Regions from separate parts of the Homo sapiens genome. Here region 2 is linked to region 1. Evidence: chromatin contacts called from ENCODE Hi-C or POLR2A ChIA-PET data. All regions are on one chromosome and are shown on one strand. The core of a region is the stretch at or near the end of the contact, and the rest is flanking DNA. Distances in the headings are between cores, read along the strand shown.

Region 1 (2,983 bases), core at 167-2,666:
TCTCTCTCTGTTGCTCAGGTTGGAGTGCAGTGACACAATCTTGGCTTACTTTAACCTCTGCGCCTGGGTTCAAGCAATTCTCAAGCCTCAGCCTCCCGAGTAGCGGGGATTATAGGCATGTGCCACCATGCTAATTTTTTATTTTTACTAGAGCTAGGGTTTCACCATACTGGCCAGGCTGGTCTAAAACTCCTGACCTCAAGTGATCCACCCACTTCAGCCTCCCAAAGTGCTGGGATTATAGGCATGAGCCACCATGCCTAGCCCTAAGTATATAATTAGATTCCACTTCTTTGCGACTTAAAGACATGACAATCTTCAGATAAATTTAAACCTAATAAAATCCAATGATAGCTGCTATGGTGATTATCAGTCTATTCAACCCTATATATTTTAGGCAAACGATCAACAACATTCGTTTTACCTGACCTTTTAAGAGCAACTATTGGCTGGGCACAGTGGCTCACACCTGTAATCCCATCACTTTGGGAGGCCGAGGTGGGCAGATCAGGAGGTCAGGGGTTTGAGACCAGCCCGGCCAATTTAGTGAAACCCCGTCTCTACTGAAAAAACAAAATTAGCCGGGCATGATGGCGGGCGCCTGTAGTCCCAGCTACTAGGGAGGCTGAGGCAGGAGAATCGCTTGACCAGGGAGGTGGAGGTTGCAGTGCGGAGATTGTGCCACTGCACTCACTGCAGGCTAGGCAACAGAGGGAGACTCTGTCTCAAAAAAAAAAAAAAAAAAAAAGCAACTATTTCTGAAACACAGAATAAGTCTATATCCAAAAAAAAAAAAAAGGCCTATAATTATGCCTGTAATCCCAGCACTTTGGGAGGTTGAGGCAAGCAGATTGCTCGAGCCCAGAACTTCCAGACCAGCCTGGGAAATATAGTGAGACCCTATCTGCACAAAAAAAAAAAAAAAAAAATTAGCCAAGCATGGTGGCATGTGCCTGTAGTCCGAGCTACTCGGGAGGCTGAGGTTGGAAGATCTCTTGAGTGACAGGTGGAGGCAGCAGTAAGCCATGATCGTGCCACTGCACTCCAGCCTGGATGGCAAAGCAAGACCTTGTCTCAAAAAAAAAAAAAAAAAAAAAGGAAGAAGACAAGACAAACCAATAATTACAACAGGAATGACACCCTAACAAGGAGACACCTAGCCTGAAACCCTTAACAGAGGGCTGCTTTGCCTTGCGTAACACTTGAACTATCAAGAACAAAGCTTTAAATAGCTGATTCTGCAAATTTTTTTGGCCTTTCACTAGTCACTAACCATGTGACAGATTTCCAAGATATAACTAAAGGCAAGGAACAGAACCAGTATTACAGGAAGATCCTATCATCATAATTTAACTTCTAGAAACACCACAGTGAGTTCCTGGCTCCCGTCACTTAGAACATCTCGCGCCGACTAACAGCAGTTCCAGCTAGAGCTCAGCCACCATCTGTGGCTGTCTTTCACAATCTCAGCCATAAAGGAAAAGCAAAGTTTCAAACGTGCTGTTTGGTTTGGCTAGGCTCCTCTACGCATAAGCTAAGTGCACACATTTTTCATTTTCTGGGATCTGAGCTCCAGCAGTGTTTGAAACATGACATTCAAAGCACCATTTAACAGAAGACAAGAAAGAACGACATCCTCTAATACCTTAAAACTGATTTTTTTTGTGTGTGTGTGTGTGTGTGTGAGACGGAGTCTCGCTCTGTCACCCAGACTGGGGTGCAGTGGCGCGATCTCGGCTCACTGCAAGCTCCGTCTCCCGGGTTCACGCCATTCTCCTGCCTCAGCCTCCCGAGTAGCTGGGACTACAGGCGCCCGCCACCGCACCTGGGTAATTTTCTTTTTTTGTATTTTTAGTAGACGGGGTTTCACCGTGGTCTCAATCTCCTGACCTCGTGATCCGCCCGCCTCCGCCTCCCAAAGTGCTGGGATTACAGGCGTGAGCCACCACGCCTGGCCAAAACTGATCTTAGTTATGAGATTTGGATTGGGACTCTGACGCAACCTAACAGAAAATATCCTGGAGGTGGGAGGGACTTTCCATGAGGCACTAAAATTCATTTCCTCTACAAAACTAACCCTAGAGTAATCACTAATAACAAATACCAATACACTGGCCTCACACCACCTAGAGTGAGGGAGTGAGTGAGGGGCCACACACACACACAAAACCGAACAACTAATGACCAAGAAAAAATAATACTTTAATGCAATACTTTTAAACATGCCCAAAAAATCCATGATAAAAAAACTGCAGAAAGTTCAAATAACAATAGGACCTGACCCTACATATGCCTGACTTAGTCTTACTTCACCCTCATCCTGACCAGGCCAGATCTGGAATTTATTTGAAATTTTGGTATGTTGTTCATTTTATCACATTAAACTATTATTTATCTTGATTACTGAGTGTTTTTGGTGCCCCCTTAAACTTTTCACTGGGGGACAGTGCCTCAGCTTCACTCCCCTCACCCTGGCCAGGCTGTCAATATATATGAATCTGTGTAATACTAGAAAACCCTGTGTGTTAGCTCTATCATTACTCTCATTTACAAATGAGTAAACACAAAACATTGGCTACTCTGCCCAAAGTCACAGAGCTAGGGTGGTCAAATCAGGATCGAAATCCAGAGCCTACACTCTTAAATACAACCACACTACCTCTCTGAGCTTTGCATCACTAAGTCATTTGGCATAAATCAATACAGTTCTGGAATTTAAAAAATCCAGATATGTGGAAACAATCCAAATAAACTCTAAATAAAGATAATTTGGGGAAATTCAGTCATGAGTTGTTCACCGCTGAATGATATCCTGCAATATTTAGGCTAAGTGTGTTTTTTTCTTTTCTTTTCTTTTTCTTTTTTTTTTTTTTTTTGAGACAGCGTCTCATTCTGCCAACCAGGCTGGAGTGCAGTGGTGCAATCATAGCTCACTGTATCCTTGAACTCCTAGGTTCAAGCAATCCTCCCATCTCATCCGCCC
Region 2 (2,983 bases), core at 165-2,664, 2.2 Mb before region 1:
AAAAAAAAATGATGAGGAATTTGTTTCTTAACTTACTTTTTTTTTTTTTTTTTTTTTTTTTTTTTTTTTTTTTGAGACAGGATCTTGCTCTGTTGCCTCGGCTGGAATGCAGTGATGCAGTGGCACGATCTCAGCTCACTGCAACCTCCACCTCCCAGGCTCAAGCAATCCTCCTGCCTCAGCCTCCCACATAGCTGGGACTACAGGTGCGTACCACCACGCCTGGCTAATTTCTGTATTTTTTATACAGACAGGCTTTCATCATGTTGCCCCGGCTGGTCTTGAACTCCTGAGCTCAAGAGATCCACCCACCTTGGCCTCCCAAAGTGCCGGGATTACATAGGCATGAGCCACTGCACCCGGCCTTAACTTACTCTTAAAACATGTGTTATTAAAATAACCCAAGGAAAGTACATGTGGCTTTAGCACCATAAGACAGAGCAAAAAAATAAAAATAAAGTATATGTGGTTCTTTTCTTTTCTTTTCTTTTCTTTTTTTTTTTTTTTTACTAGAATGCAGAAAGAATTCTCAACAGAGAAGATACAACTCATATAGAAAAACACTTTTTGGTCTTGTAAAAATACACTAATATAAATGACAAACCTTGTGTTCATCTCCATTCCTAGACTTATCATGGTATAGTACAATTATTTGGTGTGTGATCATTAGACAATGATGTACTTAAAGGGAAGTCCTATCTCATTTAATATGCCACATACCCAGCGCAGCACTTAGAATATAATAGGCTCCTAATAATTGTTAAGTAATGAATGAACAAATCATGTGATATTATCTATTTAATGCCAAAACACAGGCTGAACTGATTAAATAAATAACCACCAATCTGTAAGACAATGGTCAAATATGGCCCAACTTAATTTCAACCAAACATACTTGCAAAGAGACTAAATAATCAACTCCTGTATGTGTAAGTGTGAGTGTGTGTGTGCATGAGTTCATGCTCACGTGAGTGAGTGAAGTCATTTTGTTTCCTCTACCATCAAGTCACTTAGATTTGTTTTGATTTACAGCCAGGAGTGGAACCAGCAGAAACAACTCCTGAAAACAGGCTTCAGCTGCACCAAGCTAATTTCCTCAACAGTGAAACTTAGAGTGTATTTGAGGGGAGGCTGCGCTGGGGTTTTTTCCTAGGTTAGAAAGTTCCATCTAACCAGATGGAAATTTCTAGAAAATTAAGTCCCACCACCTGGATAACAGGAGATAAGAGAAGAGCAAAAGAGAAAGAAAGGGAGCGTAAGTACCCACATGTAGAGGGCAGGTGCTGTGTGGGCCCATCCACAGCTCCATCTCCCCTCCTCCTGCAGTAGTCAGTGTGAGCTTCAGAGCCAGGTCTGCGGGGTAAGCCCAGCTCTGTGACTTTGAACAAATGCTAACCACATCCTTCGGCTAGCTCCCTCATCTGTCAGATGAGGGTGATAATTCCACATATCACACAGGGTGGAGTGGGAATTTCAGTGGAGCGTGCTGACACATGGTGAGTGCTCAGCAAGTGTAGCTCTTGCTGTTTCCCGCATTTGAAAACTGAAGTGCTGAAAGGTTAAGGAACTTGCTTAAGGTCCCAGAACTAATCATCAGAGATGCCAGGCTTTGAACACAAATCCGTTTTATCCCAGAGCCCATAGCCTTGGCTCTGCACCGTGCAGGTGCCTGGCTCTGAGAAAGCTAATGGTTTCTCTGCGATACTTCCATCCCCCATCAGTTGGGCCTTCTTTTTGTTCTATCCTCTCCTTCATTACTTCCTTTTCCTGCCTTTCTTGCTCTACTTTCTTTTTTGTTTTTTTCTAAACATTCACTTCTTTTCTTTTCTCTCCTTTGCAGTAGTATTTACCTTTGCAGTGAGGACTTAGAGGTAAGCAACACTTATGTAAAACATTTTGAAAATGCTCTTAATTCTCCAGGAATATGAAGAGTGGCCCAGGAATCAAACCTGGGACTTCTATCTGCTAGCTTAGATGCAAAAAGAAAAAAAGCACAGGCAACAAAGGAAAGGGGATATGACGTTCACTAACCACCTACTGTCAGGTGGTGTCCGGACACTATATACATCATCTCGTTTAACCCTCACACAACGCAAGGGTGCATATGATTACATCTGCTTTACAGCTGAGGACAAGGAGGCTGGCAAAAGTTAAATGATTTACAAAAGACCTGGGTCTGGTAAATGGCAAAGCTGAGGACTGGACCCAGGTCTTGCTTTCCCCGAAGACCCTGCTTTTCCCATTACAGTTCACTACATTGACCAAGACCTGACTACTCCACAAACTAGATAATCCAGACATTTGTAAAATCAGGGTTTGGAAACCCGGGTGTGCTCAGTGTCAAAGCCAGTTGACTTGTACCACAGCAGTACATGTCTTCAGTTAATTACATATTGGTAAGAAATCTAAAGGGGACACTCACTGACTCATTAAAAATCCACAACCTAACAGATTATTACAGAGCTAAGAATCAAATTCTAGAATTATATTCTTTTCACAAGGTAAATTGCAAGTAAACTGAAATGTTAATGGTGCCTACCTGCAATGTATACCTTCATGGGAGAGAAATCATTAGTTGAATCTGCATGAGTCTCTAAAAAGTGTAACATTTCATGACCAGGGGTGTAAAATCACTGCTGCTTAAAGCAACACAAGGGCTAATAGGGAGGAGAATCTTTGACATTCAACTGTCACAGAGTCACTAAAAGTTCTAACCTCAATGTTATCTAGCCAAATACAGATAAAACTATTATAGGCACATGAGAAAAAAAAAGCCAAAGGCCAGTATGTTCAAGTGATTTCAAAAGAAATGGGTACAAATGACTAAGCATACAAATATGAGAAATGGAAGTCAGATGAAAATACTTTGTCTGTAAAGGAAAAAACTGTAGGGTTAAAGTGGAAGAAGCCACCAATATGAAAAAGAGATGACCTTGCCTCAGACTTCACCGAGCAAAAGGAAGAAATCAGATGGAAATTCCCT

What was found. A loop is a pair of places that touch in the nucleus more often than their neighbours do. ChIA-PET counts read pairs that join two places held with the same protein, here RNA polymerase II (POLR2A). Pooled maps may share reads with other maps.
Region 2: a loop to region 1 is called in a map with no recorded cell type, with 4 times the contacts of the local background. The contact joins two enhancer-like sites. A Hi-C loop is called at or near these places in 1 of 37 single-sample maps with no recorded cell type and 2 of 50 pooled maps. POLR2A ChIA-PET finds 5 or more read pairs at or near these places in 1 of 52 experiments (PC-9).

What each region holds. Positions count from the first base shown.
Region 1 is chr1:65,169,069-65,172,051 of GRCh38, reverse strand. All of the region lies in intron 1 of AK4 (adenylate kinase 4), which reads right to left. Among named protein-coding and RNA genes, the nearest start is that of AK4, 22 kb to the right of the region's middle. Within about 2 kb of position 1,416, at least 9 of the 41 ENCODE cell types and tissues checked have a DNase peak (open chromatin) inside an H3K27ac peak, as active enhancers do.
Region 2 is chr1:67,335,427-67,338,409 of GRCh38, reverse strand. The region is part of intron 8 of IL12RB2 (interleukin 12 receptor subunit beta 2); the gene reads right to left. Among named protein-coding and RNA genes, the nearest start is that of IL12RB2, 29 kb to the right of the region's middle. Within about 2 kb of position 1,414, at least 3 of the 41 ENCODE cell types and tissues checked have a DNase peak (open chromatin) inside an H3K27ac peak, as active enhancers do.